Linked DNA regions of Homo sapiens: regions 2 and 3 are each linked to region 1. Evidence: chromatin contacts called from ENCODE Hi-C or POLR2A ChIA-PET data. All regions are on one chromosome and are shown on one strand. The core of a region is the stretch at or near the end of the contact, and the rest is flanking DNA. Distances in the headings are between cores, read along the strand shown.

Evidence for each region. A loop is a pair of places that touch in the nucleus more often than their neighbours do. ChIA-PET counts read pairs that join two places held with the same protein, here RNA polymerase II (POLR2A). Pooled maps may share reads with other maps.
Region 2: a map of CD8-positive, alpha-beta T cell shows a loop between it and region 1 (11-fold over the local background). The contact joins the promoter of PCSK4 here to the promoter of PTBP1 in region 1. A Hi-C loop is called at or near these places in 1 of 168 maps with a recorded cell type or tissue (CD8-positive, alpha-beta T cell) and 8 of 50 pooled maps. POLR2A ChIA-PET finds 5 or more read pairs at or near these places in 1 of 52 experiments (H1).
Region 3: a loop to region 1 is called in a map of natural killer cell, with 16 times the contacts of the local background. The contact joins the promoter of DAZAP1 here to the promoter of PTBP1 in region 1. A Hi-C loop is called at or near these places in 4 of 168 maps with a recorded cell type or tissue (CD4-positive, alpha-beta memory T cell, naive thymus-derived CD4-positive, alpha-beta T cell and natural killer cell), 21 of 37 single-sample maps with no recorded cell type and 15 of 50 pooled maps.

What each region holds. Positions count from the first base shown.
Region 1 is chr19:795,626-799,168 of GRCh38, reverse strand. PTBP1 (polypyrimidine tract binding protein 1) reads right to left here and starts at 1,717. Exons shown (of 15, transcript NM_002819.5): 1 at 1,664-1,717. The coding sequence starts at 1,671. RefSeq lists enhancers at 1-878, 879-1,764, 1,971-2,310, 1,963-2,598 and silencers at 1,021-1,330, 1,401-1,580, 1,591-1,940, 1,704-2,058.
Region 2 is chr19:1,488,552-1,492,094 of GRCh38, reverse strand. PCSK4 (proprotein convertase subtilisin/kexin type 4) reads left to right here and starts at 1,745. Exons shown (of 15, transcript NM_017573.5): 1 at 1,745-1,937; 2 at 2,198-2,302. The coding sequence starts at 1,749. REEP6 (receptor accessory protein 6) reads right to left here and starts at 914. Exons shown (of 5, transcript NM_138393.4): 1 at 711-914. The coding sequence starts at 825. RefSeq lists silencers at 666-785, 816-1,355, 1,576-2,005.
Region 3 is chr19:1,405,815-1,409,357 of GRCh38, reverse strand. DAZAP1 (DAZ associated protein 1) reads right to left here and starts at 1,772. Exons shown (of 12, transcript NM_018959.4): 1 at 1,556-1,772. The coding sequence starts at 1,584. RefSeq lists silencers at 869-968, 1,349-1,558, 1,699-1,928.

The DNA.
Region 1 (3,543 bases), core at 468-2,967:
CCAGGCCCCACCTCTGGACCAGGCCCCACACGTTCCAAGACAAAGACACCCCCATCGGAAGCCCCGAGGAATGCTAGATGCCGCTGAGAGGGTTCAAGGGCTGCTGTGTGCTTTCCAGTAAGTTGGAAACGCCTCGGAGAGGCTGAAACTGGCAAACTCACAGGCCTGGGCCAGAGCTTCCACCCGGGTAGGGGTGGGCCCCCAAGAGGGTGCCTCTCAGCAGAGTGGAGCCCGATCCACCGAGGAGAGCAGGAGGCGGCCGTGGAAACCGTCAATAAAAATTAACAGACCGACCAGAACACAGCCTCAGTTACTGATCAACCCGAGCCCCGCCCGACCCGACTCTCCCTCCTCGGGACACCCCGGGGGGAAGGTGGATAGAAAGCCGGACTGTCCGAGGCCCTCCCTTCAGCCCCGGCCAGGTCCTGACCCAACAGTGAGCTCCCCACGGCTTCTCCCGGCCACTGCAACTCCCGGCGAGGCCCTAAGTGACTCGGAGCGTCCGTCGGAAGGGCAGCCTCCGGGCCTCCTGCCTCACTCCGGGAGGCGAGTGCGCGGCCCCCGAGCCCGCGGTGCTGGGTCCGAGAGCGGGGAGCCCTCGTCTCGCCGTCTGCAGGACCCACCTGCCCGCACGCATGCTAAGGGGTCCAGACCCACTCTAGGGCTGCGCCTCTTCTGACACCACAGACTGCACGGACCACGTTTAACAGACTTTTAAAAGTGACTGAACCCAAGAAAAACTTCTCAGGAAAACGGAAAGAATGCGAAACATCTCCAGCCTCTCCCGCTTCCTATTCCCAGGGAGGGCCTCGCGCAGGAAGCGCTCGGCGGGACACGGCCTTTCTGGAGGGGGCTCCCACCTCTCCCAAGGGAAGCCCGCCCAGCAAAGCCGCCCGGAAAGGCTGCCCCGGCCCGAGAGCCGGGAAGGCCCCTCCCCATGACGGCGCCCGCGGGGGTCCCTGGAGAGGCCCCTCCGGCCCCGGGGCGGAGGACAGACCCTCGGGGCGGCCGCTTCTCTCCCGAGATCACCGAAACCCCTTGGCCGCGGCCCGGGGCGCACGGGGGGCAGGGGTAGGGCGGGGAGCGCAGAGACTCGGGCCCGCGGCGAGGCCCCGGCGCCAGCTTTCCCTCCCGGCGGCCGCCCCAGCCCCGCCTGCGCTTCCGGGGCTGCGCCGGGGGCAGAGTCCGGGCGGCGGGAAAGGCGCGCGCCCCCGATGGCGGCCGCGCACGCGCGCTGGGGCCAACGGGGACGCGCGACGGGCTACGCAGGCGCACGAGGGGAGCGGACGGGAGGCGGGAAGGGCCATCCGGGCGCGCGAGGGCCGGACGGGAAGCGGGAAGGGCCGCGCGCCGCCGAGGCGGGGCAAAGGCGAAGTGCGGGGACGCGCGCGGAGGGGGAGGGGCGCGGGAGGCCGCGTGCGCTAGGGACGGGGCGCGCGGGGGCCGGAAGCGGGCCGGACGGGGGATGGGGACGCGGCCAGACCCCCGGGAAGCCCCTGACCCGCCCCGCACCCGCGCCCGCCACGCGGAGAGGAAGGGGAGAGCCCGCCGCCCCCTCCCGCCCGAGAGGGGGCGAGATCGGCCCCGGGGAGGCCGGCGCGGCGGCGGGGGCAGGGCTGCGGCGCGGGGAGGGCGGTGGGGCGCGGGGCGACGTGCGACTCACCCGTCCATGGCACACAGAGCAGACCCGCGGGGGACGGAGTGGAGGCGCCGGAATAGCAGGAACCGACCCAACGGCTCCGAGTTATAGACTCACAAAATGGCGGAGACGCCCGCACACGTCCCCCGCGCGCGCTGCCCATTGGCTCCCGCTGCAGCCAGGGGGCGGGGAGAGCCCCGCGGGCCCCCGCCAGCACCTCCCACTGGCCAGAAGGCCGCCCGGGGGCGGGACCCAGAGAAATCGCAGGCGCCTATTGGGGGAGGCGGTTATTCCTCAAGGCCGAAGGCGGAAACGGCTTGTGTAGTCGGGGGAGGGGGAGAAAATGGGATCACGTGACGGCGTCTGAGCCAGTCAGCTGGCGCGTGGCTTTGCGGGAGACGCCATCTTGAGAGTGGGTACGTGGCGAGTCAGGCGGCGGGAAGCGTGCTTTGCCCAGGCTGCCGCCATCTTGCAAGTGGGCAGGACCCGCCCGCCTGGGCCGTGAGGGCAAAGGGAGTCGCATCGCCATCTTGGAGTCGGGCAGGAAACCCTCAGGGCTCCATGTTGGTTGTGGGCACATGGCCAAAAAGTCCGATTCAAACTGAGCGCTCACATCTGGGTGATCGCGCGGGGAGGGAAAGGCCGCGTCGCGTCCCGGACACGCCAGGGCTGTTTCCACAGTGGCCACAGATACTGCGGGCGCGCCATGATCCGGGGTCACCCCCGACCGTTCTTTGTTCGCCCCGGAACAGCGAATCCCGACTGCGGAGATAGGGAAACTGAGGTCCGGGCCCCGCACAGTCCGCGGCCGGCTGCCTACAGCTGGGAAAACTGAGGCCTGGACCTTGTACAGTCCGCGGCCGCCCGCCTACAGCTGGGGAAACTGAGGCCTGGACCTTATACAGTAGGCGGCCGCCCGCCTACAGCTGGGGAAACTGAGGCCTGGACCTTGTACAGTCCGCGGCCTCTCACCTACAGCTGGGGAAACTGAGGCCTGGACCTTGTACAGTCCGCGGCCGCCCGCCTACAGGTGGGGAAACTGAGGCCTGGACCTTGCAGTCCTTGGCCGCCCGCCTACAGCTGGGGAAACTGAGGCCTGGACCTTGTACAGTCCGCGGCCTCTCACCTACAGCTGGGGAAACTGAGGCCTGGACCTTGTACAGTGGGCGGCCGCCCGCTTACAGCTGGGGAAACTGAGGCCTGGACTTTGCACAGTCCGCGGCCAACCGCCTAAAGCTGGGGAAGCTGAGGTCCGGGCCACACACAGTCCACGGCCATCCGCCTACAGCTGGGGAAACTGAGGCCAAAGCCACACACAGTCCACGGCCATCTGCCTACAGCGGGGGAAACTGAGGCCCAGGCCACACACAGTCCACGGCCATCCGCCTACAGCTGGAGAAACTGAGGCCCGGGCTCCATACAATCCAAGGCCGCCCGCCTACAGGTGGGGAAACTGAGGCCCAAGCCACCCGCCTACAGCTGGGGAAACTGAGGCCCGAGCCCCCTACAGTCCCTGGCCCACTGACCTACAGCTGGGGAAACTGTGGCCTGGAGCTCGTACAGTTCGAGGCTGCCAGCCTACGGCTGGGGAAACTGAGGGCCAGGCCCAGCAGGGTCACCAGGAGGGTCCCTCCCGGGCCACCATCCCAGCAGCAGAAAACACCCTAAACTAATGTTCCCAGGAGCGCTGATCACATGAAGAGTCTGACAGAGCTGTGAGGGTGCCTGACGGGGAGGCCAGGTCAGCGGGTTGGGAGCCATCCCAGAGTGAGGGGATGACCCCGGCCCTCCACACTGGGACCCTCACGGGAGGCTGCGGTTGGAAACCGGAGCAGTTCCCGGCCCGGAGTAGACACTGCTCCCTAAATAGAATTAGCGGGATTTAGTCCATGCTGAAAAGGGGG
Region 2 (3,543 bases), core at 496-2,995, 690 kb before region 1:
GAGCGTTTACTACATGCTCTTGCTAGAGATTTGGAAAGGGGAAGGGGCGCGCAGCGTCACCAAGGGTGAAAGTCACGGAAGAACTGTAATGGAGTCACAATCGGGGTGCCTGGATCTCCGGCTCTGTGGGCCCCAGTCCAGCCTCCCCACATCACAGCCGTCAGACAACCCAACTCCGTCTTAACAAACATTTACGCTCGGTGGCACTAAGCCATTGAGCTGGGGGAAGGTGAGCTAGGGCAGGAGAGGAGGAGGAAAGGAGAAGGGTCCTGGGCAGGCCCCCAGGACGGTCCGTTCCCCTTCCCGCCAGGAGCCTCCCCTCAGAAAAACGGGAAGATCTCTACTGTTGCAGCCAGGCCGGGGTCCACGGGGGAAGGGGGACGGCGAAACGCGCAGGACACTGGCATCCCGACCCCTCTGGGGCCACTGGGCAACTGGAAGAACCGGACTTCGGCATGGCAGGCACCCAGCGCCCGGAAGGAGGCGTCGGGGGGCGGCCAGGGGCGGAAGCTAGAGAGGGGTGGCCCGGGAGCAGGGTCGCAGGGCGCGGGCAAGGGAAGGGCTGCGGGCGGACCTCGAGGTCCCAGTCACCTCGCGCGCTCCACCGGCCGGACCGGACCCCGTAGCCGGGGAAGGAGTCCGGTCTGCGACCCCCAGGCCCATGGCCTCGGTGTGCCCGTCGGCGAAACGGGCTAGCGCCGACGGCTCACCTGCAGCCAGATACCGCTTCTCCACCCCGGTCTTGGCCTCCAGCGCCCCCAGCACTTCGGTGACCAGGTTCCTTTGCTCCAGGAAGTGCTCCACGCGCTGCCTCAGGCCGTCCATGGCCCCGACGCGCCCGGGGTTGGCTGCTCGAGCTCGCCCGCGGACCAGGGCACCCACCCCGCTGCACGCGCACCGCTTTCCCGCAGCCTGAGCCGCGATGCTCCGGCCCCGCGCCGGTGTCCGCCCCCGGCCCCCCGCTAGGACCAATGGGAGGGCAGGGCGGACAAAGGAGGAGGGGCCTGCCCCGTCTCCCCCGCCGCATAGCCCTCCGCCACGGCCGCCGCTGCCCAGACCCCGCCGGGAGAGGGCGGGGCGCGGCGGCCCAGGGCACCGATTGGCCGGGCCGGAGCGAGACGTAGCTGATTGGAAGGGCGGTGTCAGAGGATGGGATTATTGGCTGAAGGGTGGAGCCAGGGCGAGGAGAGGCGTGGGGGGGCGGAACCGGGGGGAGGGGCTAAAGAAACATCCGAGCCGATTGGAGAAACGGGACGCGATTCATTGGCGAGACCAGTGGAGGGCGGGGCTGATCACAAAGGAGGCAGGGCGGAATGGTAGGGGCGGGAACGGGGCGAGGCTTATCGGAGGAGGCGGGATTACGCAAAAGAATGATTCTGATTAGGCCGGACAGGAGGCCGGGCTGATTCTCGAAGGAGGGGTGTGTTGGAAAGTGGGAGAGGTCAAACAAAGGGTAGGACGCGTTATCGCAACAGTGAACCCGCTTCTCTGGGTTAGTCTTGTCGTTGTACAAATGGGAAAACTGAGGCTCCCGAGGGTGTGGGTCTGCGGAAGACGGGCAGGCGTGCGTCCCTCTCCCGCTTCTGTTAGATCTTCGCGCCCCTCCTGGCTGAGTAGCCGCAAGGCCCCCTGGGAGTCGAAGCCTTCTGCGTTGCTATGGCGCCGGGGGCGGGTCGGACGCCTGGGCCCACTCGGCGGTTTGGCGGGAGGGAGGGGATTTGCGCAGGCCCCGCTCCCGCCCCGCCTCCATGCGGCCCGCCCCGATTGCGCTGTGGCTGCGCCTGGTCTTGGCCCTGGCCCTTGTCCGCCCCCGGGCTGTGGGGTGGGCCCCGGTCCGAGCCCCCATCTATGTCAGCAGCTGGGCCGTCCAGGTGTCCCAGGGTAACCGGGAGGTCGAGCGCCTGGCACGCAAATTCGGCTTCGTCAACCTGGGGCCGGTGGGTGGGACCGGGATAGACGGGAAGTGGGGGCTTGGAGGGGACTGAACAACCCTAGACCCCGACAAGGGGGAGGGAGCCCACAAGGTCTTCTAAATATCAAGAGTCCCAGCCCACCCCTGCCTCAGCCAAGCTCAGCTTCTGGGACTCCCAGAGAGCACCTGCTGGGGAAGGACAAAGAAGGGGGCTGTTACCGGCCCTCGGGGGCTTCAGCAGGGGAGCCGGGTCCCATCGGTGCGGCCGCTTCCCCACATCCCCAGATCTTCCCTGACGGGCAGTACTTTCACCTGCGGCACCGGGGCGTGGTCCAGCAGTCCCTGACCCCGCACTGGGGCCACCGCCTGCACCTGAAGAAAAACCCCAAGGTGAGCCTGGCCTGGAGGCCAACCCCCTGCCCGGGGTCTCAGCTGCCTCCTGGGGCCACCAGCCATCTTCTGTGGTTCTCGTGGTTGTTATGAACAGCTGTGTGCTTTCTGTGGCTCAGACCCGCCCGGGCCCCAAGTCTATACAGCAAGAGGAGGCAGGAAGACCCAGATACGGAAATCATGGCGCCTGCCAGGGCCTGGTACACAGTGGGCACCTCTTGTCCTCCCCCTCCCTCCTCTGGGCCCCAGGGGCTCTGGTAAGGAGGGACAGACGGCGTGACTTCCCCACCGTCTAGGTCATGGGATGGAGGGAAGGGGATTTTACGACACCGTAATGGGTTCCAAAGAGTAGGAGGCTTGGCCCGGCGCGGTGGCTCACGCCTGTAATCCCAGCACTTTGGGAGGCGGAGGCGGTCGGATCACAAGGTCAGGAAATCGAGACGAGATCCTAGCGAACACGGTGAAACCCTGTCTCTACTGAAAATACAAAAAAATTAGCCGGGCATGGTGGCAGGCGCCTGTAGTCCCAGCTATTCAGGAGGCTTAGGCAGGAGAATGGTGTGAACCCGGGAGGCGGAGCTTGCAGTGAGCCGAGATCGCGCCATTGCACTCCAGCCTGGGCGACAGAGCGAGACTCCGTCTCAAAAAAAAAAAAAAAAAAAGTAGGAGGCTTACAGTCACCCAGTGGCCCTCAGGACGCAGTGTCCAGGCGCTCAGAAAGGGGCCTGGGTCCCATCGGGCTGGGCCCTGTCTAGAAAATGCCTGGGATGTCAAGCTGAGGGGTTGGGATGGAGCCTGGGAAGCCCTCGGAGGCCAGGAAGTGCCTTGAACAGGACTGGACAGCTGCCTGCTTACAGCACCGGGAGGGAGAGCAGTGGCCAGTTCCTGATGTGGTTTGCAAGAGAGAAGCCAGGCCTGGCGTGGTGGTTCATGCCTGTAATCCCGGCACTTCGGGAGGCCAAGGCAGGCAGATCACTTAAGCTCAGGAGTTCGAGACCAGCCTGATCAACATGGCGAAACCCCATCTCTACTAAATGTACAAAAATTAGCCGGGCATGGTGGTGTGCGCCTGTAGTCCCAGCTACTTGGGAGGCTGAGGTAGGAGAATCGCTTGAACCCAGGAGGCAGAGGTTGCAGTGAGCCAAGATTGCGCCACTGCACCCCAGCCTGGGCGACAGAACAAGACTCTGTCTCAAAAAAAGAAAAAAAATAAGGAAGTGATGCAGGAGAGAGATAGAAGG
Region 3 (3,543 bases), core at 523-3,022, 610 kb before region 1:
AGCCACGGCTTGGGTGGAGCGGGCCCACGTTCACCCGCGGCTTGAATGGACCTAATCCAGGTACCCCATCTGGGAGCCCTTTCCCTGCCTCACCCCAAAGTCGATGGCTCCATCCCCCATGGCCGGTGGACTCCCTGCTCAGGCCCATCCCTGCAATGTCCCTCACACAGGCACACGGACCCTGCCAAGTCAAAGTGCCTGGAGAGGACTCACAGCACGGGCTAGGCAGGGGCTAAGTGCTTTCATCCTGGTTCTCCAACGGAAGGTGCTCTTTTGTTTTGTCTGGGGAGGGGGAGAGCCCACAAAAGGCATTTCCCATCCACAAGTGTGACCTGTAGCTGGTGCGAGAGGCGCCTGCCAAGGCAACCCTCTAGCAGCAACCGCTCCCGCACTAGCCAAGCCCAGCGCTGAGAACACAGGGCGCTGCTCAAAGCTAAGGGCACCGAGAAATTTACACCAGACCACTAGGAAACCCAACCCAGACTGTTTTGCCGGAAGAATGCAACTCTAAAACGACGTCGCTGCGGCAGGAGCCGCTCCTACCAAAGAATGGCGCCGAGCCCTGGGGCACAGCGAAATGAGGTTTCCCGGCCCCGCGGGGTCCGGAGCAGGTCAGGCTCCTATAGGAGGGGACGCCTCGGCGCAGCAAAGATCCGCGGGCCCGTCGCCGCCTCGGAAGCGCTGACTCTCCCTTCCGCAGCTCAAGCCCACCCCCGGCGGGGAGGCGCCGAGGCAACGTAAACACAGCAGGCCCCGGCTGACCCGAGCCCCCTGGGCCCTGGGTTTGCGAACCCCTCCCGACCTTACCACTTTGGGGGGGTGGGATGGGAGCGGGGAGCCCGGAGCCCCGAGTGGGATAGGTTGGGCGGTGGCAGAACCGGAACCCTCGCCTCGGCTCGCCACGTGCGCCGCCCGCCAAGTTTGGGCGCGCGCTGGGGGCGCCCCGGACCACCCCCCACGCCACAGTTTGGGGTCCCCCTGGCCAGGAAGCCGGGAGGCGGCGGCGACGGCGCCCTGGACTCCCCGCAGACTCCCTCAGGTTCTCATTCGGGGTCCCCCAGGCCAGGAAGCCCTACAGGCGGCAACGGGGACGCTCCAGACCCCCCCAAGTTCCCGTTCGGGGCCGCCACAACCAGGAAGCGGCGGCGGGGGCCCCTGAACCCCTCTGGCTCCCATTCGGGGTCCCTCAGGACGCGCAGTCGGGAAGCGGCGGCACGGGCGCCCCAGGACACCCCCCCAGGTTGCCGTTCGGGGTTCCCCCGACCAGGAAGTCTGGAGGCGGCGGCGGGGCCCCCCGGACCCCTCAGGCTCTCCTTCAGGATCCCCCAGGACGGGAAGCCGGGAAGCGGCGGCGGGGGCGCCAGGACCCCCCCAGACCCCGGGCACCCGTCCAGGGCCCCCGGCGCGAAGCCGCGGCGAGTCCGGGTCCCGAGTCCGCCCCCGGCCGGCGTGACCTTGACGGGGCGGCCCCGGGGGGCGGCGTCTGAGGCCGGGCGGCGGGGAGCGGCGGGCCGGGCTCGGGGCGGAGACGCAGGCCCGCGCCGCTCGTCCTCACCCGATCTCGTCGGCGCCCGAGTTGTTCATGGCGGCGGCGGCGGCGACGCTCGGCGCTCCCGGGCCTCCTCGCTCGCTCCCGCCTCCGGAAGGTCACCCGCTCCGTCGCCCTCCCCACAGCCGCGGCCCGGATCTGCGCAACGGCGGCGGCGGCGGCGGCGGCGGCGGCGGCGGCGGCGGCGGCTGCCTCCTCCCCTCGGCGCCAACGGTCACCGCGCGTCCCCGCGCCGCCGCGCCGCCGCCCCTGCGCACGCCCGGGCGCGCTCCCGCACGGGGTCTCCGGGGGCGGGTCCAGGGGTACTCCGTCTGTGCGTGCGTCCCTGAGGCGGATTTCGCGCCGCCGCAGTCGGGGCCGTCGCGCGTTTTCCTTTCTCCTCGGAGGCTCCTGGCGTTGCCGCGGGGCACGCTGGGAAATGGAGTCCCTGCGCTGGCCCCGCCCCTGCAAGGGGAGGATGCGCGCGGGCCGAGCCACGTGCGTGCGTGCGCGCGCGTGCGGGCTTGCGTGCGCGTGCGCGCTTGCGAGACCGGCGCTCCGGGCTAGGCACTGTGGGCGCAGGCGCGGCTGCCGCTTCCTCTTTAACTCTTCACTCGGAAGCGGTGGAGCCGCGTGGGGCGCTGCGGGGAGTGGGAGTGTACCCGCCCGCACCCCAGGCGGGCGGACGGAGCGGGAACGGCACGTGAGCGTCCCGCGCGAGGCTCCTTCCCCTGTCCGCATTTCACAGAAGAGGATCCCGAGGGTCCGAGAGGCTGAGTCACTTGGCCAAGGTCACCCAGTTCGGGGCTGAACTGGAATCAAATCAAAACAATTAACTAAATTCAATGACTATGAAAAGATATTATTGACCCCCCCCCCAAGTGCTATTACTATTAATAGCCAAATACTGTTTTAGTTGCATCTGTTAATTGCATACATCAGTGGTTCTTCTTCTGGGTGACTTTGCCCCCTAGGGGATAACTTGGCAATGTCTGAAAACACGGTTTTGGTTGTCACAACTTGAGTGCGGGGTGCTGCTGGCATCGAGTGGGTCCAGACCAGACATGCCGCTCAGCACCCTGCAGTGCACACGACGACCCCCCAAAAAGAATGATACCCGTCCTCCAATGTCAGCAGAAGGAGGTGGAAAAACCGGTCTAGGCTGACGGTAGTAAACAGGTGACCCGCAGGGTTTTGTAAAACCGGGTACGTGCTGCCTACTGCTTTTCTCCTTAATCTCACAGCACATTGACAGCCTGATCGTTTGGTTTATTCATCATCACAGAATTAAATAAATACAAGGAACAAGGCCGGGTGAGGTGGCGCACGCCTATAATCCCAACACTTTGGGAGGCCGAGGATCAATTTAGGTCAGGAGATCGAGACCAGCCTAGCCAACATATATAGTGAAACCCCGTCTCTACTAAAAATACAAAAGAAAATTAGCCGGGCGTGGTGGTGGGCGCCTGTAATCCCAGCTACTCGGGAAGCTAAGGCCGGAGAAATGCTTGAAGGCAGGAAGTAGAGGTTGCAGTGAGCCGAGATCGCGCCACTGCACACCAACCTGGGCAACAGAGCAAGACTCCCTCTTAGAAAAAAAAGGGCCGAGCATGGTGGCTCACTCCTGGAATCCCAGCAGTTTGGGAGGCCAAGGTGGGCGGATCACGAGGTCAGGAGATCGAGACCATCCTGGCTAACATGGTGAAACCCCGTCTCTACTAAAAGTACAAAAAATTAGCTCGGCATGGTGGCAGGCGCCTGTAGTCCCAGCTACTCAGGAGGCTGAGGCAGTAGAATTGCTTGAACCCAGGAGGCAGAGCTTGCAGTGAGCCGAGATCGTGCCACTACACTCCAGCCTGGGCGACACGGCAAGACTCTGTCTCAAAAAAAAAAAATACAAGGAACAAGATCACAGACAAATAGTACAAAACACTTTTTTTTCTTTTATTTTGAGACAGGCTCTCACTCTGTTGCCCAAGCTGGAGTGCAATGATGCAGTCATAGCTCACTGCAGC